3 separate regions of the Homo sapiens genome follow, and regions 2 and 3 are each linked to region 1. A link is a loop called in an ENCODE intact Hi-C map of the cell type or tissue named here. Cell type or tissue: IMR-90. All regions are shown on one strand.

Region 1 (8,000 bases):
AGTGGGGGTGTGTGGGCTGGGGGATATGTGTGGAGAGGAGTTTGCATATCACATAGGGCCTTGTAGGCCACTGTAAGGACTTCGGCTTTTACTCTGAGTATGATGGGAGCCATTGCATGGTGTTGAGCAGAGGAGTGACATAACTTACTTATGTTTTGAAAGCATCTGTCTGCTGATTTGAGAAGAGACTTAAGGAAGGGAGAGAACAAGGGTAGAAGTAGAAAGACCAGCTCTGTAGCTGTTGGATTCATCCAGATATGAGATGGTGGGGGCTGGGTCCAGGGGGGCAGAGGTGGAGGACAGTAGAAACCTTGTGGTACCTTTGTGAAGGAGTGTCCCGGATATGAATGAAGTCCTGAGTTCTCTTGAGCCCTGTTCCTGTATGAGATCAAGGCTCCCCAGCAGGCATGAGCCCCTCCCTCAGTGGAAGCTACCAGACAAAGTCATTTTAGATAATACTGAGCGGCTCTCCCGAGTGTGACTGCCCCATGCTTGGTCTGCAGCGGGGGAATGGTAGTCATGTGTGCACACATAGGTGTGTGGGGAGAGTGAAGAGACCGGTCAGTGTTCCGGCCACATCACACTTCCCGGCAAGATTCCAGTCGATGACCCAAGGAAACAGGAAACAGGCCTGCAGGGTGATTTCGAGGTCTGGACTCTATGCCCCGCTGTGAAGGTGGTTGTAGGCAGCCCTCAAGCTGAACGGTGCATTCGATTGGCTCTCAGTCTGAAAAAGTACAGTTCTGATTAAACGTCAGGAGACCTGAATTGTAGGAAACTCTAACTTCTGTCTAGGACTCCCCAGAGAGTTGAAGTTCTTAGAAAACTTGTCTGTTTGGGGGAACAGAAGGAGATGAATGTGTTCTGGAAAACCGGAGCCTTATGCCCAAATTTTTGGAGACGGATATCACTTAAAATGGTGCATCCCACTGTCCCCATGGGTACAAACCATACAATCAGTTCTGATGCCTGGTTTGGAAAACGTGATCCCCGTCAGTGTTGAAACCGAAGCAGAGCATGCTCGTAAACTCTGATTTTCCCCATGTGACTGCGAGCTGGGCTATCCGGGTGAGGCTGGCCTAGGGCCTGGAGTGAGCATTGTGGATGCTTACGCTCTAGGCCACAGCGCCCTCAGCAGCCTTTTCATTAGGGTGGTGTTCAGAGACAGACTGTGGCTGCTGCAGCCCCTTCAGAACCCGGGGCAGCTGAGGGAGAGAAGCCGCTTAATCTGATTTATAGGCAAGGCTCACAAGAGTTGCACTCCCTGCATGGCCCACCTCATTTGCTGGTCCATGGTCAAAGCACACTCCAGCTGGCAGGCTAAGGGTCCTTTTTAAAATAACAGTTTTATTGTGATTTAACTCACATGCCATAGAATTCAGTGGTTTTTAGATATTCACGGAGTTGTGCAACCACCACTGCTATGTAATTCCAAAACATTTTCATCATCCCCAAAATAAACTTCACGCACATTAACAGTCATTCCCCATCCCCAGGCACTGGCACCGCTGAACTGCTTTCTCTCTCTATGGATTTGCCTATACTGGACATTTCATAGAAATGGAATCATACAATGTTTGTCCTTTTGTGTCTGGCTTATTTCAGTTAGCATAATCTTTTCAAGATTCATCCACATGGTAGGTCCATACATTCATTTTTATGGCTGAATAATGGCCCACTGCATGGATATACCACATTTTATTTATCCATTCATCAGTTGATGATATTTGGGTTGTTTCCATCTTCTGGCTGCTATAAATAATGCTGCCATGAGCATTTGCATACAAGTTCTTCTGTGGACATTTGTTCTTATTTCCTAGGTATATACCTAGGAATGGAGTTACTGGGTGATGTGGTAACTCTATATTTACCTTGTTGACCAACTGCCAGGCTGCTTTCCACCATGGCTGCACCATTTTAAATTTCCACCAGCAATGCTCAAGGGTTTCATGAGCTTTTCAAACAGACAAGTGAGGCACCCTTTGCTCAGGTTGCAGTGTCGGGCTTTCAGCCCTTCCCAGCTTCTGTCTGCTTTGGTTTGAGGAGTCTGATCTGGCGTGCTGGCACACCTCGCTGAGGTTAGCAGCAACAGCTCCTGCTGCACCTTAGCAGCCTGCAGAGAAGTCTCTGGAAACCTCATGATTGCAGTGCGTGCCTACCACAAGCGGGCCCTCCACCTGCACCATCTATAATCCTCATGGCACGCCTCTGAGAATGGTCTGCATCTTGAAGATCATATCCACTTTACAGATGAGAAAGCTGAAGGTTGGAGAGATTAGGAGACTTGTCCAGAGGTCACAGAGCCAGGATGGCAACTGAGTGTGTCTCCTCTGAGCCTAGGCAGGAAGGGCTTAGTGATGGCCTTTGATTTGTGTTCTGATGGGAAAAGGGGTCAGGTGACTGGACCCCCAGATGGATCCTCTTGCTGAACAGCTCTCTACCCTGAAAGTCCAAGGCTGCTCATGGCTGCAGAAATCTTCACAGGTTCAGAGTCAACACCAGCCTCTGCAGGAGCAATGTGTTCTGAGCATATCCTGTCTTTTGAGGCTTGAGTTAGGGGTCTGAAACCACCCCTGGCCTCCTGCAACCCTGCCAAGCCCAGCGCACTGCTTTGGGCAATGCAGGAGGCAATGTTTATTCTTTTCTCTGTTCTTCACACACCCACTACCTATCTGCTGCTCCACAGAAGCAGCCTCATCCTGGCTATGAGTACTGAAGTGCCTTCCAAGCAGAGATCCTAATCACTCAGGAACAGCCTCTACCCAAAGGCTGAGGGGCTGCAGTGATCTATGTTGGCCAGCAGGGGCGTGGCCTCTCTATTTGCCATTTAGCGTCCAGTGAATGGTCCAGGAACACCTCTGGTAAAAGACTACTCTCCCTTCTCTCCACCTTCTCCCGAGCCTTTCAGGGTATGTGTCCTCAATGCCTGCAGAGAGCAGCCACAGGGCATCCTGGGCCAAGATTCCACCCTGTGGCCACCGCAAAAAACCACAGCAGCAATGTGGTAGCTTGAAACCAGGGAATGTGGCGGCACCAAGCCTTCTGGAGGAAGGAGTGAGTGGCTGCTCCACCCACAAGTGGCCTTTTCCCAAAGGGTCCAGGACAGCTATCCTGGCATTTTGCCAAGCAAACTATGGCCACTGACCAAGACAGCACCCAGTTGGGTTCAGAACAGGTCGATCACTGCTGACATATGTAGAGAGGGTTAGAATCCATGGGGGTTCTTGGCATCTCGGAATACACACCCCTGAATTTTGTTTCCTTGACATACCATCTTGCTACATGCTCAGGAGAGTAAAGTTCCCAAATTCTGTCTTTGGTTGAGTGTGTGTATATGTGTCTGTGTAAGTGTCCCTGTAGTCATAAGGAAAATCACTTTGCATTTATGGAATGCCGGCTACATGCCAGATCACGTGAGGTCTTCACATTTATAATTCTACTTAATGTAGAATTTATATGTGTAAATTTAGTTTACATATGAAGAATTGAGGCTCAGAAAGGGTGTGTGACCTGCCAAAGGTCACACAGCTAGTAAGTGGCAGAGGGAGGTAGGATCTGAAAGCAGATCTGACTTTTAAGCCCCTGTGTGCCAGGAGTAGATTCTGACAAGCCTAGTAAGATAGGTGACCCTTGGCCAGGTGCGCTGGCTCAAGCCTGTAATCCCAGCACTTTGGGAGGCTGAGGCAGGCAGATCACTTGAGTCCAGGAGTTTGAGACCAGCCTGGCCAACATGGCGAAACCCCAGCTCTACCAACATACACAAATTGGCTGCACATGGTGGCTCAGGCCTGTAGTCCCAGCTACTAGGGAGTCTGCAGTGGGAGGATTGCTTGAGCCCAGGAGGTCAAGGCTGCATGAAGCCGTCAGCGTGTCATTGCACTCCAGCCTGGGCAACAGAGTAAAACCCTGTGTCAAAAAAAAAAAAAAAAAGGAAACTAAAAAGATAGTTGAGCCTCTTGTTGCTCCCACCCCAACACTGCCTCAATCTTGCGGTTGCTTTGAAAGAAAGGGGCAAGGCTGGGAGCAGAGTCAGAAGGGGAGGATAAGGACAGAATTTGCAAGCTAGTTTATTTAGGAACTGGTGAAATTCAGAAGGGTTGAAGGAGGCCTCTAGGATGGCGACCTTTCCCTAAGCAGCACATCGGTGTTACCGGGCACCGAGAGAGAAAGGTAAAAAGGAGAATGAAGAGGAATAATGGGAGGTGGGGAGATAGAGAGAGGCTGGTGGCCTGAAGACGCTTGCAAGGGGACTCCCCTGCCTGGGGGGCTGGCAGGAGCAAGCACAACCTTCATTCTCTCTAGCAGGGCCAACAAAGGGCAGCTGAATCACAGTATTTCTCAAGAAATAAAAATTCCTAGCACACCCCTGGGGCCTCGGGGAGAAAAACTGACAAGGTGTTGATTGAAAACATACCGCGCTGTGTGCGCCCACAGGGTGAGGCCGCGCTTGCACAGGTTCACAGCGACACCTAGTGGTCTCCTGGGGCACCTGCCGCCTCTGCAGAAATGGCAAGGTTGGTGGGCCACAGGGTGACTGGGTTCCTGGAGGAGATTTGGGGTCCAAATCAGACATTTCCTCTTTTCCCTTGCTGTCAGCACGCATATTTTGCACAACTGTCCACCCTCCAACTGTGTGAAACATGTCGGTATTCTGAGGAGAGTCAGGGGTGGGGCCGGGGGCCATTGGTAAAAGACTGGACTTCCTGGTTGGACACGGTAGCTCACTCCTGTAATCTCAGCAATTTGGGAGGCCGAGGCGGGCGGATCACTTGAGTCCAGGAGTTTGAGACCAGCCTGGCCAACATGGTGAAACCCCGTCTCTACTAAAAATACAAAAATTAGTCGGGCGTGGTGGCACGTGCCTGTAATCCCAGCTACTCGGGAGGCTGAGCCAGGAGAATCGCTTGAACCCAGGAGGTGGAGGTTGCAGTGAACCAAGATCGCGCCACTGCACTCCAGCCTGGGCAACAGAGCGAGACTCTGTCTCAAAAAAAAAAAAAAAGAAAAAAAGAAAGACTGGACTTTCTAATGTTCACCCCAAGACTAACAAGGTATGCATATCCAACTGGCTCTGCACCATCTAGATTTTCTGAAGTGGTCACTATTTCCTCTAATTTTATTCTCTTCATTTATTCAATATAACTAAAAGTATTTAATGGTGAAATCCTCAGATGGCTTTTACACAAATGAATTCTCCAGTCACAGAAATTTCTTTGTTGTCGACCTGCTCAGAAAATAGAACAACTATACTTCTATATTAGGTCAAAGACCTTGATGTCCATAGTGAACCTGATCAATAAATCTGCTTAGAAATGAAAACAATGCATCTCTTTCTGGATAATAGCACTTGAACATTTTTGTTCCCTCCCTGGCCTCCTCTCATGCCATTTAAGCCTTGGCTAATTTCCTTGTCTGAAGGCCCCCTGGAGACAGAGCATATCCAGTGTGAGCACAATGCCTGAGACATCGTTGATACTCAAAAATGATTTCTTACTGAATGGCTTCAGCTCCTGATGGAGCAGCAGATGCCACAGGAGGAAGGTCAGAGAGTTCAGTCCTCCGTGAAGCGCTGCCAGAGGATTCCAGACTCTGAAGGGAAATGATCAGACTAGCAAGACCCTTGCTAGGGTGTCCCTACCTGCAATCCAGCTTCTTGTTAATAGCTGGGGATGACTTGTGGTTAAGTGGTAGCCCAGTGTGGCATTTGCAGAGTTCTGGAACAAGGCTATTAAATGTCTGTGGGCTGGCACTCCTGAGAGGGCTCCATGTGGCCATGCTTTCCAGACCCCCTCAAAAGCCCCACTGGAGCCTTTCCTTGTAAAGAAGCCATGAGCTTCTGTGAACCAATCCTGCTGGGATGAAAACCATTGTCTCCAAGCTAAATTTTATCCAAATTACATTGGCCAAATTGTGTTGCATTAACTGGGTTTCTTTCTGGTTGCAAAGAACAGAGAATCATAGGTTTATTGGGATATAACATGTGAAAATAAAGAGTTGGCTCCATTGCTCAGTCTGTCCAGAACCCAGAAGAAGCAGAAGACCTCACTTCTCAGGGGTGGTGTAGTATAATAGATATTAGTCATATTGGTGCCACCCCAACATCATTTGAAGAAACTTCTTAAATTTGGAAAATACGCCATGTGAGGGGTGCTACCTCACCAGGGTGGAGATCAGAACTCAGTTACTCAGACTCCTCTGCAGCTAGGACACAGGCATGTGACATAGGCTCTGTGGATTGGATGCAGTATGATGAGATTTCAGTCTGGAAGAGTGAAAAGCCAGGGAGAAGCTGCTGCATGGAATTGTTCTTGGTGATGGGGCGGAACATGGTGGAGGGACATGGAACCCCAGAGGCAGCAGAGACAGAGATGATAATAGTAACATGCACCAAAGGCAGTGGGATCAAGCCTGTGACCAGACAGGTGAGGATTTGGGTATTGTTTGTGGCTGCAGAGTGCCAACCCCTATTTCTCCGACCTTGCTGGAGAGTCTGTGAGCCACTAATATGCGTCCATAAGTTCTTTTCTGTTTAAACAAATCAGAGGGGATTTTGTTGTTTGTAGGTAAGAATCCTGATTGATAAAAGCCTAGTGAGGACTCAGGGAGACTGTGATCAGAAAGTCATTTAGCATGCAAGGCATCTGTAAGAGGTTAATGTCAGGAGTTCAAGGATCTTTGCTCCGGAGAGGTTGTGCTCAACTATTTTGTTTGGGGCTGAGGCTGTTGTTACTGCCTGTTTAACATCCCTTAAGCAATAACCATTTTCTACTATTAGGTCCTGTATTCTGGTGGGGCTGACATCATGCCCTAGCTCCAGAACTGGGCATATGACCCAGGCCAGGCCAATCAGATCACAGCTTCTCCTTGGCTCTGTTAATTGGTTCAGGGATGGATACGTGTTCCAAGGTGGACCATTGAGAACTACCCCTGGGACTTGTGCTGTAGATCTAGGGAATTATTCCTTATCTGCTGATGCTGCTAAGCTGGAAGGAGGTCAGTAGGAAGCATGAAGCCAATATTGGTTACCTTGTTGAGTGTGGGAAGAGCCTGCCAACCAAAGAATAATGCCAACTGAAGGAAAGAAAAATAAGAAGAGAGAGAGAAACAATAATTCCTGATGATGTTGGGTATTTGTATGCAGCCATCATTGAAGTCTGTTCTATCCCTAGATTTTTCAGTGACATGAACCATCAGATTCCTTTGTAAGTTAATTTTGAGTTGAGTTTCTGTTACTTGAAACCAAAAGGTCCTGACTAATACAATGGCACATGTTCAAATATCAGAATTTTTGGCAAGCCTTTAGAAGAATTAAATAACATCCTTGGTTATTATAGCGTTAACTTGGTTACTCTGCAAGCCCATGTCTTTGAGAATAACTGTTATGGCCCCAACTGTGCTCTCTTCTGTCCTCACAAGACAGTTTTCACACATTCTGGGAAACTTGGTTGTGTTGGCACACACTTATCATTATACTCTACCTCTTCCCTCCGATGTGCGTGTTTGGGATTCTCCCATTCTACAAGGAGTATTCCTCTCAACATTCTGTCCAACAAGCACTGTTGTAACAATACATATCCTCAGTTGCAACAAAAGGTGCATTTTCTACCTTGAGCACAATGTGTTAGCCACCTGTGCAAGGTATGCCGCCAGCTGCTGTGGGTGTGCAGAGATATTTGGGTTCAGAACCACTGGTCCTAGGGCTCTGGCATCAATATGACTCTCTGCCTTCGCTCTTCACTCACCTCTTCTAAGTGTTTCTTCAGGACTTTTGTTCTGCTACCAGTTGGCTCATTTTCTCTTTATCTCTAAAATCAGTTTCCTGGCCAGGCATGGTGGCTCATGCCTGCAATCCCAGCACTTTGGGAGGCCAAGGCAGGAGGATCAGTTGAGGCCAGGAGCTTGTGAACAGCCTGGCCAACACAGCGAGATCATGTTTCTATAAAAAAAATTCTCTTTAGACCCTAAAATTAGTTTTCTCAGAAGGAAAGATAATTCAATGG
Region 2 (8,000 bases), 450 kb before region 1:
AAACCAAATGCCACATGTTCTCACAAGTGGGAGCTAAATGATAAGAACACATTGACATAAACAAGGAAACAACAGACACTGGGGTTGACTTGACAGGGGAGGGTGGGAGGAGGGAGAGGAGCAGAAATGATAACTACAGGGTACTGGGCCTAATACCTGGGTGACGAAATAATATGTACAACAAATCCCCTTGATATCTGTTTACCTATGTAACAAACCTTCACATGTGCCCCCAAACCTAATATAAAAGTTACAAAAAATAGAGTGGAAACAGGAGATAGAAAATGAATGCTAGGAGACTGAACCAAGTCTGAAACAGAAAGTAGCCATGGTACTGGGGACATGTGAGCACTGTGTCTCCAGAGGGCAGGCCTACCTTGAGAATGCTGAGCTATCTGGCAGGCCAGAAAAGCCCTGATCATCTGGGAGAACTAGAGGAGATTTTAGGGCTAATGTTTGGGTCCTTGGTGCAACTTTGAACAGAGAGAAGGGATAATGCTCTTGTCCTCAAGTCTAGAGGAGGTGTTCTGAGGAGGGAAAAGACTTACTCTCTGAAAAGACTTGAAAGCTGTGTGCCCAGGGCAAGGTGAGGTGGCTTATGCCTATAATCCCAGCACTCTGGGAGGCCGAGGCAGGAGGATTGCTCGAGCCCAAGAGCTTGAGACTAGCCTGTAATGCAGGATTTTCTTCTGGGTCACTTTGCAAGGCAGGGACTTCTAGCCTGTGATGCCCTACCCAGGCCTCACTCTCCTGCTGCAGGAGATGGCCTGCCCACTCGGCCTACCCGGGCTGAGTCTGGCCTGTGCTCCAGTCCCGGAGTTCTTATCCCTAACCCAAGAAGAATGAGGATGCGCTGAGAATAGAAGAGAGAGCAAGGAGGGGAGTTTTATTGAGTGACAGAACAGCTCTCAGAGGCCATTGCGGGGAGGTCAGTCCCCAATCCCAACGGTCAGGTGGTTTCTCCCTGTGCTGCTGGGTCTGGGGCGTTTTATGGACTCAGAATGGGGAGTGTGTGCTAGTTGGTGTGTGAGTATGCAAAAAGGGTTAAAGTGAAGACACCACTCAAAGGTGGGCATGAGAATATAGAAAACCAATTAGGAAAGGGTAGGTATATGTATAATAGGGGAAGGGTGAGGATCAATCAGAGGAAACATGCCAAATGGGAAGACAAGTTCTCAGTCTGGTCTGAGGATTTAACCTGTAGCTTGGCTTTCAGGCTTTAAACTGTCTTTGGCTTGGAGGTGGGGTTTCACAATTGACTTACCCCTATCTGCCCAGGCTTTTGGCTGCCTCCTGTTGCTGTCACTTAAACAACATGCAAAACCCCATCTCTACTAAAAATACAAAAATTAGCCAGCTGTGGTGGTACACACCTGTAGCCCCAGCTATTCGGGAAGCTGAGTCATGAGAATCGCTTGAACCTGGGAGGTGGAGGTTGCAGTGAGCTGAGATTGTGCCACTGTATTCCAGGCTGGGCAACAGAGCAAGACTGTGTCTCAGAAAGAAAACAAAACAAAACAAACAAACAAAACTATGTGCCCAAATCTGCACCACTGGCTTGGGTTTGTAAGAAGGGTCTTTCAGAAGGATGTTGGAGACTGTTCTACAAACTTTTTAATAGCAGAATACTTAAAAAAAAAATCATATGTGGAATCTCTTCCCATTACCCCTGTCCACAAATACATATACAACAGATAAAAGAGCACTACACTGGAATTCACATAGAATAAGATCACATTTTCTTGTGTTTTTTTTTTTTTTGAGACTGAGTCTTTGTCACCCAGGCTGGAGTGCAATGGTGCATCTCGGCTCACTGCAACCTCCTCCTCCCAGGTTCAAGTGATTTTCCCACCTCAGCCTCCCAAGTATCTGGGATTACAGGCACCTGCCATCATGCCCAGCTAATTTTTGTATTTTTGTAGAGATGGGGTTTCACCATATTGGCCAGGCTGGTCTTGAACTCCTGACCTCAGGTGATCTGCCAGCCTCAGCCTCCCTAAATGCTGGGATTACAGGCATAAGCCGCCACGCCCGGCAGCAAGATCACATTTTCTAAGCTCCCTTGTTTTGTATCTTTCTTACAGAAGCATGGCTGGCTGCCTGTGTGATCATAGTGACAGAGTTAACTGGAGCCTGGGGAGCTCTGAGGCAGAGACAGAACTCAGCTGACAAAGTTGATGCATTGCTCTGGTGCCTGTGGATCCGAGGGCCCTCTCTGAAGCCTGGTTCCTGATGGGTTCCAGGGAGAGTTTGAAAACTACTGATGTGGATGTTATTCTTCAGTGGTTTTTTTTTTTTTGATCCACTCCCCTGGGGACTTGCTTTACTTTCAGTGGTAGAAGGGAGAGTAAAGCGTAAACAGGAAGACCCAAATTATGTGCCCCTCCTTCAAATTCTGGCTAAGTGCTTGAACCTGCAGGGTTGACCAAAGCTGTATGATCGCTTGGGAAAGCGGCTCTGGCTCTGCTTAGCGGCCAGTACAGCAGAGGCGAGGCGATGACAACAGGGATGAGAAATGGAGGGGGAGCCTGCAGTGGTGACAGTGACTATGAGAAGCAGGAGACCACAGGCCTGGGGAGGAGGATGCGAGTCACAGCAGACAGAGGGGGCTGCTTTACGTCTGCTGTCATGATATCCTTCAACTTGCCCAAGGCCAGTGTGGCCTAAACAAAACAAAGTGGAAAAAATGTAAGGAATATTCCTTAATAAGGGAGAGAAGACAAAGTCCTGATCCCCTGCATACAGTGGTTTCTGCTCAGTGCTATAAAGCACAAGACATTGGGTCTTCTCCTTGAGAACGTCATATATTATTTTTCTGAGACAGTCTTGCTCCGTCGCCCAGGCTGGAGTGCAGTGGTACCATCTCAGATCACTGCAACCTCCGCCTTCAGGTTCAAGTGATTCTCATGCCTCAGCCTCCCGAGTAGCTGGGACTACAGGCATACACCACCACGCCCGGTTAATTTTTGTATTTTTTTGTAGAGATGAGGTTTCTCCACGTTGCCTAGACTGGTCTCAAACTCCTAAGCTCAAGTGAACTGCCCGCCTTGGCCTCCCAAAGTGCTGGGATTACAGGTGTGAGCCACCGCACCTGGCCTATTTTTTATTTCTATTGAGACAGGGTCTTGCTCTGTCACCCAGGTTGGAGTACAGTGGTATGATCACAACTCACTGCAGCCTCAACCTCTTCAACTGAAGCAATCTTCCTACCTCAGCCTCTAGAATAGGTGTGACTACAGGCATGCACCACCATGCCCAGCTAATTTTTTTTTTTTTGTAGGGTTGGGGTTTCACTATGTTGCCCAGGCTAGTCTCAAACTCCTGGGCTCAATCAATCCTCCCACCTAGGCCTCCCAAGTGCTGGGATTACAGGTGGGAGCCACTGCACCTGGCTGAGAACATATTTACTTACTCTTCAGGAGTTACTTGGTCCCTGAATAGCTCTGCTCTTTGTACTCTGGAACCTCAAATGACACTGAAACTGCAATAGTCTGATTTCCTCTGGCTATGAAGTTAGGCTGAGGAGAGCACAGCGGGCCCTGCTGACCTCTTGCCAAGTTTCTGGTTGTTTTCTTTTCCAACAAGGCTGGGTCCTTTCTGCATCAGAGGAACGACACTGTGTGCTCAGCACTCTCTCAGCACAACTCAGATGGTGCCCTGCATCTCCCATTGCCCTGGAAACCACGCTGAAGAGAAGTGTCCGGATGCCACCTAGTGGAGTTAGCTATTCTCTGTTGGTGCCATCTGTTAATAAACCAAACTGGGCTTAATGAATCATCTTCAGCATCCTCATAGCACTGCTCCTTCCACAACTTGTCCTCACCTCCTCATCACTCTTAATATTATGACTAATTCTTTTAGTGGTTGTAGGGTGGCTCCAGGTGGGGGGCATTCATGCTGTGGTTCTCAGTCCGGGCAACACCTTAGAACCACCTGGGAGGCTTTAAAAAGTACTGGTATCTGTGCCCATTTCAGGCCGTGAAACACAATCTCCTGGGATGGGGCTGGGACATTGGTGGTTTTGCTGTTGTTGCTTTAACAGCTCTATTGAGGTATAATTAACATTTGATAAAGTGCACATTTTTAAAATGTTCTATGTGGTAAGTTTGTATACAGCCATGAAATCATCACTACAGCAAGATAATGAACATTCATTCCCCAACCCCATCCCCAGGCAACCACTGACCTACTACCTGTAACTAGAGATTTGTTCGCAAATGGAACCATAGTATGTGGTCTTTTTTTTGGTCTGGCTTCTTTCACTCAACATAATTTTTTGAGATTCATCCATGTTGCTACATGTATTAATATTTCATTCATTTTTATTCCTGAGAAGGATTCCACTGAATGTATATATGAGAATTTGTTTACCCACTTACCTGTTGATGCACATTTGGGTTGTTTTCAGTTTTGGACTATTGCAACTAAAGCCACTATGAATATTCATATACATGGATATACAATTTCATTTATCTCTGGGAAATACCTAGGAGTGGAATGGCTGGATGGTCGGTACTTAATTTTTTTTTTTTTTTTTTTTTTTAACAGTCTCACTCTGTCATCCAGGCTGGAGTGCAGTGGTGTAATTAAGGCTCACTGCAGCCTGGACCTCCTGGACTCAAGTGATCCTCCCAGCTCAGCCTACCAAGAAACTGGGACTACAGGCGTGTGCCACTATGCCCAGCTAATTTTTTTTTTTTTGGTAGAGACTAGGTCTCACTATGTTGCCCAGGCTGGTCTTAAATTCCTGGACTCAAGTGATGTGCCTGTCTTGGCCTCCCAAAAGTGCTGGGATTACAGGTGTGAGCCACCATGCCCGGCTTTTTAAATTTTTATTTATTTATTTAAGAGACAAGGTCTCACTCCGTTGCCCAGGCTGGAGTACAGTGGCACAATTATGGCCCACTGCAGCCTTGAACTGAACTCCTGGGCTCAAATAATCCTCCTGCCTTAATCTCCCACGTAGCTAGGAGTACAGACACATGCCACCACACCTGGCTAATTGAAAAAAAATTTTTTTTAAGAGATGGGGTCTTGCTATGTTGCCCAGGCTAGTCTCAAACTCCTGGCCTCAAGCAATCCTCCTGCCTCGGCCTTCCAAACTGCTGGGATTACAGGCATGAGCCGTTGTGCCCGGCCATGTGTCTAACTTCTTAAGAAACTGTTTTCTGGAGTGGCTATACCATTTTGCATTCCCAAGCTGATAAGCATTAAAAGCTTCCCACATGATTCTAATGGACAACCAGACCCGAGTCCCTGCATTACTCCAAGCTGGGTGGGTTGAGGCGAAGGGCTGGGCAGCGTTTGATCAGGAGTCCACAAGAGTTTGAGAGTACACAGCTTCTGCTTGGTGTAGACTTACTGTGATTCTTGACCCAGCACAAACACTGTAGTCTCCTGGGAAGGCTTTTTGAAAATGCAGCATATCCCACTGCTTCATTTGACTAGCCTAAAAAAGAGAAAGAAATTTAAAAAAGGAAAATGCAGTGTCTGCTCCCTCTTCCCCCAGAGAGTCTGATAAAATTGCTTTGCTCTGAAAGTAGGAGTGTGGGCCTGTTTCAGTCATCAGTTCATTAACAGCTCCCCCGCAGGGTTCTAGAGCATAGAGTGACCAACTGTCCTGATTTGTTATGGAGGGAGGGGTTTCCAGTGCCATGAAACTTTCAGTGATAAAACTGGAAAAATCCCAGGTAAACTGGAACACTTGGTCACCCTATGTGTGGACCACCAGCATAAAGACACTGGGCTTTAGTGTCAGGTAGACTTGTCAGTCTGCCTGTCAGCCTTGAGTTATAGCTCAGGGTGTGTGTTGGCAGGGGAGGGAATTGTATAAGATGGAAAATGAGGAGACATGAGTGTCCAGAACAGACTGGGGCCTGATTTCCTCTCTCCATTTTTTGTTTCAACGAGGAACAAGTCAGAGATGGCTCAGCTAGGAGTTTTGGTTGCTATTAAAAAGGAAGGAAAACAATATAAAGGGTAATTTCCTGAGAAAACACGCAGTGTGCCGTAATGGCCTTTGGAGCCACACTGCCTCACTTCCAATCCCAGTCTTACCACTGCCCGTTAACTGTGTCACCTGGGGCAAAAAGCTAGATTCTCTGCCTCAGTTTCCTCATGGATATAATGGGGATAATATATCTACCTCACAGGGGTTGTCTTCAGGACCGAATGAACCAATATATGTAAAGCTCTTAAAATGGTGCCAGGCATGTACTAAATGTTTGCCATTATCATCTTAGTCTTGTTAAAATGAGAGGAAAAGAAAAATTCCTATAGTCTCTATAACCTATGTCCATAGGCTGTCCTGCTTGGTTTCCTATGGAAATGTTTTTGGAGTAACATTTCAGATTTTGTGTGTGTGTGGTTTTTTTCGGTCCCAGGGTCTCACTCTGTTACCCAGGCTGGAGTACAATGATCCAATCACAGCTCACTGCAGCCTTGACCTCCCAAAGCACCACCATGCCTGGCTAATTAAAAAAATTTTTTTTTGCAGAGATAGAAGTGTATGTTGCCCAGGGTTGTCTTAAACTCCTGGTCTCAAGTGATCCTTCTGCCTCAGCCTCCCTAAGTGCTGGGATTACAGGCGTGAGCCACTGCACCCAGCCTTGTGTTGTGTTTTTTCAAAACTCTAGACTCTTGGTTCTATGTGGCAATGTGAGAGGAAGGCAAGATATTTATTATATGCTTAATATTCTTGTGCAAATCATAAGGGAGACATAAGTTTAGAATGTGATTTTACTTTCACCAAGTTGTTTCATTGGTGAGCTGCCTTTTTTTTTTTTTTTTTTTTTTTTTTTAAGATGGAGTCTCGTTCTGCCTTGCCCAGGCAGGAGTGCAGTGGTGCGATCTCAGCTTACTGCAGCTTCCGCCTCCTGGGTTCAAGCAATTATCTTGTTTCAGCCTCCCAAATAGCTGGGAATACAGGCGTGTGCCACCACATCCAGCTAATTTTGTATTTTTAGTAGAGATGGGGTTGTGCCATGTTGGCCAGGCTGGTCTCGAACTCCTGACCTCAGGTGATCCACCCACCTTCGCCTCCCAATATGCTGGGATTACAGGCATGAGCCACTGCGCTCAGCCAGGGAGCTGCATTTTTAAAGTTAAAAACAACCAACCAAGAACATAGACTAATAGTGACAACTATTAGAACTCAAATCTCAAAAGTTCCATCTCAGTCTTTGTAAAATAACATTTAACATCTGAGGCAGTACAAGATGGACTCGAAAAGTGTATCCAGCCTTTGCTCATTCTTCATGGACCTAAAAAGCAAACATGCTTAAAACATTTTAAAACACTAAATTCATTTTACCAAACATGAAAGTGTAGAAAACATCGAGTGGCCACAGTATGAAGGATGGCAGGACAAGGTTGGGATCGTGGGCCTATGATACCCCTTTACAGTACTTCATTAAAAAAACTTGCTTCTCCCGATGCTAATATCTCATAACTGTAGAATCAGTAAATTGACATTGCTACAATGCTATTAACTCAGCTATAGATCTTATTTGGATTTCACCAGTTTTTACATGCACTCTTTTTTTCCTTTTTTTTTTTTTTTTTTTTTTTTTTTTTTGAGACGGAGTCTCGCTCTGTCGCCCAGGCTGGAGTGCAGTGGCGCGATCTCGGCTCACTGCAAGCTCCGCCTCCCAGGTTCACGCCATTCTCCTGCCTCAGCCTCCTGAGTAGCTGGGACTACAGGCGCCCGCTACCACGCCCGGCTAATTTTTTGTATTTTTAGTAGAGACGGGGTTTCACCGTGTTAGCCAGGATGGTCTCGATCTCCTGACCTCGTGATCCGCCCGCCTCGGCCTCCCAAAGTGCTTCCTGTTTCATTTTTGAGGCTACTTCTGAATTTCAGAACATCATATTATAAACTGAGCCTAAATTTAGCTCCCATCACACTGGCTAGTTCTGTTTAAGCTTTAATTAGGTCCACCAAATTGAAGCCCAGAACAAAATTTATGAACACCAACACTCTTTGATCTTCTATATTATTT
Region 3 (8,000 bases), 390 kb before region 1:
CGTGCAGTCCTCTGGATTGAAGAATGGGAAGCATTGGGGAAAAAAGTCTGATCAAGAATGTTTCAAAGATTTCAAAGACCAGGTGAGTTGGTAAGGGGCTGGGCCACTGAGTGAACACCTCTGATGTGAGGTAAAAGGACTTGGCAGAAGGAGAGAAGGGAGACTGCGCTCTTTTGGGTGTGTTCTAAGGGTGTTCATTAGCTAATGGAGAAGGGCTTAGAAGAGTGAAGGAGAAGAACCTAGAGCTGTCCCTGATACTTTTTTCTTTGGTGTCCCTTCTCTCCCTCAAAAGCTTTGGGCTTTCTCTCTAAGGGAACCTGCCTTGGCCTGGACTGAGAAGACACAGAAGCAGGCAGCTGAGTGATGGTGGGAAAGGCATTTGACCTTGCCATCCTCTTCCCCAGTATACACGCTAGCCATCGGGCCAGCCTTTCTTTACTACAGCTGGCAACAGCCCCAAAGTCCTGAACTGAGAAAGCAAAGGAGGAAACGGTCACAGGATAGTGCCACAGAATCTGGAAAGCCAATCCCAGAGATGATGCTTTTTGAGCAAAAACATTCAGCTGACATAAGAGCCTATTAAGAGCCCCACCCCCCACCTCCCATACACACAGATCCCGCGTGTGCCTATGCTGCAGCCACAGTGCAGTCACAGGGAAGCCAGTGTCTCGGAATTGTCCTCTGCTTCCTCTCACTGGCCCCGTGTGCATCCCCCTCACTTCCTCTGCTGTCACCTTCCCCAGCCAGGAAAGTGTCCCAGCCTTGGGCACGCCCCTTCCAGATGGCTGTGGACCCTGAATGACAGGTTGGACTTTTTTTTCCATTTGGAAAGAATCCAAAAGGTTCTAACCCCTGCTTTCACAGTATGGGCATCTCCCATCTTCTTTGTGTCTAATCACAGTAACGCAAACACCTCCATGTGCAGGTGGTGAGACCTGGGAGGGGGTGGTGAGTTGGCAATAGCCTGATGGGTGACTCAGCAATTTATTACACTGTTTGCTTAGGTGACAAACAAGCCTGGCAGTTACCCCCGAGCTTAGCCAAAGCCCTTCAAAGTTCCTTTCCCTTCAGTCTAAAGGATGCATGTGCACACTTCCCAAAGTCGCACAATTAGTTGCATTTATCAACTCACGATTGTCCTTTCTTTGTGGAGCAGTGTTTGAAAGGGAAAGATGAGTCTCCACTCTTCCCCTGCTGCTTTCATAATGCCTGTTTTGTTCACTTGGGATGAACTCTTTCAGAGAGCTCAGGGCTGCAGCCTGTTCCCCTGCTGTGTCTAATATGCTGGGAGTAGTTCTCTCCTCATCATCTCTGTACCTCTGTCTCGGTCCTGGGAAAGAAACCCAATGCCGAGAACACCCTCCCTCATCCCCCTTGCTACGTGGGGGCGATATCTACCTCTGTTTCTTTTGTGCTGCTTTAGTTGCCCACGTCTTCTTCCTTTGTGCTTGGCCTGTCTGAATTTATCTTTCTAGATCAAGGCGGGTCCTCTGGCTTTAAGAAACATGGTTCTCTTGGCATCAAGTAGATTCCCCTCCCTGCCCAGTGATGTCTGCAAAAGAACAGAGGTGGAGACTCATGACGGTGCCATTGCAAGAGCCACCAATGTGCCGCAGGGCCAGCTGCCCACCTGCCAGCTACGCTTTCCTGGTGATCATGATCTATATTCTTTGATTATCAACAGAAATGCCTTAAGAGAATGGTTCTGAATGTCTCTAGGTCTGCAGAAATTATTGCCAGCCCTTCTTCACTTACCAGAGCACGGTAAAGATGAATTTGACAGGCAGGAGCCTGAAGACATATGGTATTTGTGCTGTGGGTTTTGTGTGTGATGAGAGTTCTCAGCTGTCTGATTTCCTCCACCAATTCCTTCGACAAAAGCCTATGTGCTTATGCTGCTGGCCTGGCAGAATTTTGAGAATCTCTGACTCACTGGCAGAGCCTTAGAAGGGCCATATCACCCAGCCTCTTGGCTTCCAAGCAGTGATAGCATTAAGTCATCCCCAATAAAAAGGAATTTACCCTCTTTTAAAATGCCCTTGGAGAAGGAATTCAATTTGGCTCTCTTGGATGTATTTTGGCAGCTACTATGAGGAAATTATTTATATCCAATCTAAATTCTTTAAGTTGAAGAAGTACTTGGGAGATTCTAGAAGTCTGAGGGGCAGGCAATCACTAAGAATCAGGGTAAATAACAGAGACACAAAGTCCTACTACCGTGGTATGACAGATACAGTTGATACTGCATAAATCCTGACAAGTGAATAAATGGTATTTTTGCGGTGTGTCTGGAAAAATATTGGGAAAACTTTCAGAAAGCCTGTCTGTAAACACCTTTAGCAAACAGAAAACAGGTATTCAACCACAGAGCATGGTAAATAAGAATATCTGCCAGATAAATCTAACATTATTCTGTGGCTGAGTGTCAGGCCTGGTGGTTAGAGAGGAAGCATAGTGTCTAATCTCTCCTGGCCTTTGCACAGTTTTGGATTCTCTCCCACATAACACACCTTCAGTAAACTGGGGAAATGTGGTCAGACCACACAGTTACCAGGTGAGTGGTCCTGGCAGCAGAGACAAAAGAAAAATGGGTTAGCAGGGCTCAATTTCAGCCTAGAGTGATACCATGCAGAGCTCGACAGGGACCCACTGCCGGCCAAGAAGGTCATAGTGTCTTCATCAGTGACTTGGATGATGGGCCAAGACTTTGCTCCTCAATTGGGTTAAGAGATGATTAGCTGCTGAGAACAATGATGTGAGATTTCCTCCTGAGTCAGTTAGGTGGGAGGAAAAATGAACAAGCTGACTTGGAAGAATTGTAAAAATGGCCAGAAGCAAATCAAATAAAATCAGGGAGAACAAGTATGACTGAATTGAAGGTCTGTGCCTTGTCAATATTCTGGCAAATTTATAGAATGTGGAGTGTTGGAAGATAGTTTATAAGGCTTAGATAAGGCTTAGAAATATAGGCTTTCAAATCAGACCAACCTAGACTCAAATCCTGCCTTTTCTGTTGCTGGATGCATTACGGTATCACAGCCTTCTGGCTACCCGGTTTCAGAGCCTCAGTGAGCTTATCAGGACTCTAAGAATGAGAAAGAGGACACCTGGCCTGGCAAGGAGTGAGTGCTGGTTTCAGTCCTGCCTTGGTGGGGTGGTCTCATGCAGTGCAAAGCCCACACAAACATATGTGGCTGCCCTGCCTAACTTATCTCAGGCCTTCCTGGCTCCATGCCTCAGTTTCCTTATCAGTCAAATGAAGATAATAAGAGATATTTGAAGTGATTAAATGAGGTAGTAGATACCAAGTGCTTAGCATAGTGCCAGGCACATAGCAGACTCTCAATAAACTCTAACTAAACCAAAAGGGCACAGAGGATCCCAGCATCTGCTCTCATCCACCGATACTTGAAAGGTATATATGTGGGGTGCAAATCATGGTCACCATCAGAAAACTTCTGCTTCCTTAGTCCCTTCTGGTCCCACCGTGGAAGGAGGGGTGGACAGGGTGGAGGCAGAAGCACCAGCAGAGGGTGGGAGCAGCAGCCTTCCACATTCATGCAGAGTAGAGGACTCCTTCTGGGTGAGGCAGTGAGGAAGAAAAGCAGAACGAGGTGGGGCCAGATTCAATGGCCCTTTTCCAGGACCTGTCAGCCCTACTTCACAAGCCCACCTGCTTCTCCATCTCTAGTATTCTAGGCACTGCTTAAGCCTGGACTAGTGGTTAAAGGTCCCATCTGTATAGGACATTCTGGAAGAGGAGTAAGGAGGAACTCCAGCCTCCTCATGCACAAACATGTTGTCTCCTGCAATCCTGAAGTATGTTAGGCATTGGGGCTCTCTGCTGGTTCTAAGATGCCTCCCAGAGAAATAACTCTATAAGCCCCCCTCTAGGCTGCTCCAATTTTCTGGAAGCAGGAGGCCCCAGCGCATGTCTCCCTGCTGGTCTGTTAGTCTCTCTTGTACTTCTGTTATTCATGGCTTCCCAGGGCATGGAGCTCAGAAGGTGGTCTCCAAACCTGCTGGGAGAATAAGGAGTGCTAAGTGTCCTGACATTCCTGGGGAGTCCTAGTGCCCTAGGACTGTGAACAAGTCAGCAAGTCAGAGAAGAGGAGAAGATAAAAAAGGAAAAATCGAGCCCTCATGCAGTAGGGCATAGGATGCTGCACAGGCTGCCTTTGGGACCAGCTGTGTCTGCAGCAGTGTAGCCTTGGGCAGGGAGTCCAGGAGCGTTTTAAGGATAACCCTAGACCTAATCAACTGCACCTGCTCAGTGCCTTTCCTCTGCAAATGAGAACGAAGAGCCACACAATTCCAATGAATGGCCATTGAAATTCACATCAATAAGGAAATGGTATCAGAGCCTGGGAGGGCAGGAATTGAGAACGTAGAGATTAGGAGGCAATTTGATTCTGCAGGGAGCGCTGGTGCAGGGTGAGGCAGAGCCCCAAGCACCCTGTCCCCAGCACTGGCCCAGAACAGGCTCCGCTCAGGAGCAACAAGCGGGAGCACTCCCCTCGGCAGCCACCAGAGGTCATTGGTTCCTGCTGTTCGAGCTGTAGGCTGCTCTGCAGTGCCTTCCAGCCAGTACAGCCCAGACAGTTACTGTTTCCCAACAGTCCTGGAGGAAACCCTGACCCAAGGGGAGACAGGGCAACTCCTTACAGAACACCCTCCATCCCCCTGCCAGGAAGGCTGGGAGCTGGCACCTTGAGCAGAGACCCTGGGCTCCCATCCTAAGCCTTTGGCCTTCAAGAAGCTTTTTCTGAGCACGCTGAAAGATGAGGAAATGGCAAAGCATCCCAGGCTACTTATCAGTGCTCCAGCTTCTGGCCAGGTACCCTGACACCTGCTGCTCCCAGTTTCCTGCCAGAGGAAAAGCCCTCAGGAGCACCTTCCCTCCCCCAGGCATCACTCACTCACTCTGCTTTTTCCTTTTTTGTATTAGAATCCGGTTCTGGGCAGGCAGCCTTGCACCTGAACCACCTCCATCCAGAAAACAAAGCACATTTTCTTTTTAAACCCTCAAGGGTTTATTCTGAATGGCATTTTTGCCATATTAAAAAAAAAAGTTTATCTTCACACTGACCTACAGCAAACTCAGGATATTCTTTGTTCCAAATTAAATAGACTTTTTCTTTTTTAATCTCTATGTTAGCAATATCAGGCCGGGCATGGTGGCTCATCCCAGCACTTTGGGAGGCTGAGGTGGGTGGATCACTTGAGGTCAGGAGTTGGAGACCAGGCTGTCCAACATCATGAAACCCCGTCTCTACTAAAAATACAAAAATTAGCCAGGCGTGGTGGTGTATGCCGGTAATCCCAGCTACTTGGGAGGCTGAGGCAGGAGAATTGCTTGAACCCAGGGGATGGAGGCTACAGTGAGCCGAGATCGTGTCACAGCACTCCAGCCTAGAAGCCAGGGAGAGACTCTGTCTCAAACAAACAAAAACAACAACAACCAAAAAACTCTATGTTAACAATATCAGCATCCAGTTAGAAACCAGCTCTTCCCTGAAATTCAGTCACTCACAAGTCAGTCTGACCAAAGTCCACCTCTTAAACAGCTGTTAAAAGGTCCAGGCCTCAGCATCGCTTGCAACCTTTCTGGCTTGGCCTCTCTGTGTGTTCTAATCTGTTTGCACTCAGCCACCAACGCAAATCTGACCATGAAAGTCTTTGTGGGCTGCCCAAGGCCCAGAGGTCCAAGTGTAACCTTCACAGCCTGGCCCACCCCACCCCTCCTGCCCCAGCCACCTTCTCCTGTAGCCTCGCTGGACTTCTCACTTCTCCTTGAACACCAGTGCTCCGGCCTGGCTCTGTGCCTTTCTGTGGGCCGGGCTCTCCTGCTGGTGTGCCCTCCCCCATTCTCCAGGTGAACACTCCCCCATCTGTCCAGATCCGGAGGAAACATCCTCTTCTCTCCCAGTGCCTGCTGTTCCTTCCTAGGTGTTTCTGCTGCACTCATCATGTCCTATGGCAAGGTTTTATTTCTACATCTATGTGTCCTGACCAGACTGTGAGCTGCCTGATGATGGGAACCCTGTCCCAGTATACATGTCGCTCTGGAATTATCCCAGCAGCCTATACATTATCTAGCATTTAGGAAGGGCTCGATAAATGTTTGATGAATGAATTAATGTTCTCAGTGGAAGTTAAATCACATAACACAATAAAAACCAAACTGGCACCCCACCAATGCTTGGTAAGAACAAATGCTTTAGGTGGGGATCAGGCTGTGCTGCCTCTCCTCTTCTGAGAAGAGATTGTGCAATGACAAAGGTGAAGTGTCCGCTCATAGCGGCACATGCTGCACACCTACCATGCATGAGCAGTGAGTTATGCACTCACGTGCAATACCGTGTTTAATCTCTATCCCCAATTTCATAGATGTGGAGCCTGAGGCTGAGAAAGGCTTGCCCCAGGTCATTCCACAAAATGAAGGGCAGAGAGAGCTTGACGTCAGGCAACACCGAGGGTGGTGCTCTTTACTGTAGCACTGGAAGCCAGAAGGCCAGGGGTCAAGTCTCAGCTCCTCTGCTGTCCCACTGTGTATGTAATCTCAGCCCATCGCTTCATCTCTTTGGGCTCTGTTTTCTTATCTTCACCACAAAATAGTCTTTAGGCTCAAATAGGATTGGGCTATCAAAACATCTAAAAATCATAATGAGCTATGCAGCTATGAAGGACCATGGTTACTAATCTCTGTGGCTCATCCCTCTTCTTTCCTTCAGGCCATTTTTTTTTTTTGAGACGGAGTCTTGCTCTGTTGCCCAGGTTGGAGTGCAGTGGCACAATCTCAGCTCACTGTAACCTCTGTCTCCCAGGTTCAGGAGATTCTTGTGCCTCAGCCTCCCAAATAGCTGGGATTACAGGGACACACCACTACGCCTGGCTAATTTTTTTTTTTTTTTTTGTATTTTTAGTAGAGACAGGGTTTCACCACATTAGTCTTGAACTCCTCACCTCAAGCGATCTGCCCGCTTCAGTCTCCCAAAGTGCTGGGATTACAGGCGTGAGCCACAGTGACTGGACACTTCAGGCCATTTTCTTCCTTCCCCAGCTGTCTTGGTCTTACTTTTCCTCCCAAAGCTGGATTCCCTATTTCTGAGCACTTCTGTGACTTCACAAGGTTGGCTGCATTTACACCCAAGGAGCTGTCCATTGTCCTTACCTTTGCTCATCTGAAAACCCAGTGAGCAGGCAGCCTTAGATGTTTAAATTCCCACGGCCTCCCTGTCCTGGAAGGGACACTCTGCCCCCAGCCGCAGCCCCCACATGCTTCAATATTCTGGTCTGTCTACCTTCCCACCCTCTCTTACCCCTTCCCTCTGAAGTCCATTACAAAAACATTAAACTTCTACTCTGTAGGCAAACAAGTGGGAGCCATCAAAGAGTTGTGGGCAGAACGGGCTCACATCACTCTGGGGGGGTGTGTGGGGTGGACAGGAGGATGGGCAGAGTGAGGGGCAAGGAGGCCAGGGAGAGGCAACTGCAAGAATCCTGCTGAGGAATGCAGGGCAGTCACAGGGGTAGGGTCCTTGCAGTGTCTGCGGCTCCTTGGGTTGCTCGTATTTCACAGCCTGAGACGACTCTCTGTGTCTTCAGGGAGCCATCAATCCTGAGCCTTGGTCTTGCCCCCAGTTCACGCCAGCACCAGGCAGGAAGAGATAAGCCGCCCAGTTTCTCCCACAGGCATCTGGCCAGGGCCTCTCAGTGATCGCTTCCCTCTCCATAAAGCGTTGGGAAGACTTCCAGAGTGCTTACACTCCCTCAGCCCCAGTTGCTCCGGGAAGACCCGCCTGGTAATTCCAAGCATTTGGAGAGGAGCCCCGCCTACCTGGGGAGAGGGAGCCCTCCCCCACCTGCTGCAGGGCATGCACAGGGAGGCCAGGGAGCCTGCTGATTTTTCTTTTGCTTTGGCTCATTTTCCTCCTGGAGCAGCGGGCTCATCTTCTGCATTTTTAATAGCTGAGCATATTTAGCATTCAACACACACG

What was found. Peaks named below come from ENCODE experiments on the same cell type or tissue, not always from the same donor. Only the 100,000 strongest peaks of a DNase experiment are listed, where the experiment ranks them.
Region 2: a loop joins it to region 1, with 3.0 times the contacts of the local background. A loop is called at or near these places in 10 of 110 quality-filtered maps.
Region 3: a loop joins it to region 1, with 10 times the contacts of the local background. A loop is called at or near these places in 99 of 110 quality-filtered maps.

The regions. Positions count from the first base shown.
Region 1 is chr7:106,038,512-106,046,511 of GRCh38, forward strand. No RefSeq gene overlaps it. Among named protein-coding and RNA genes, the nearest start is that of SYPL1, 70 kb to the right of the region's middle. RefSeq lists an enhancer at 4,119-4,619. In IMR-90, CTCF peaks have their summits at 1,130, 2,796 and 4,471 (motif pointing left); DNase peaks (open chromatin) are centred at 1,430, 4,420 and 7,280; H3K27ac peaks cover 3,148 bases; H3K27me3 peaks cover 659 bases.
Region 2 is chr7:105,585,943-105,593,942 of GRCh38, forward strand. No RefSeq gene overlaps it. Among named protein-coding and RNA genes, the nearest start is that of EFCAB10, 8.4 kb to the left of the region's middle. RefSeq lists enhancers at 249-308, 3,596-3,785 and a silencer at 5,800-6,094. In IMR-90, a CTCF peak has its summit at 3,720 (motif pointing left); a DNase peak (open chromatin) is centred at 3,689.
Region 3 is chr7:105,648,009-105,656,008 of GRCh38, forward strand. All of the region lies in intron 4 of ATXN7L1 (ataxin 7 like 1), which reads right to left. Among named protein-coding and RNA genes, the nearest start is that of EFCAB10, 71 kb to the left of the region's middle. RefSeq lists silencers at 1-163, 7,554-7,848 and enhancers at 174-1,373, 4,672-5,395, 7,567-8,000. In IMR-90, a CTCF peak has its summit at 4,531 (motif pointing right); DNase peaks (open chromatin) are centred at 1,913, 4,553 and 7,153.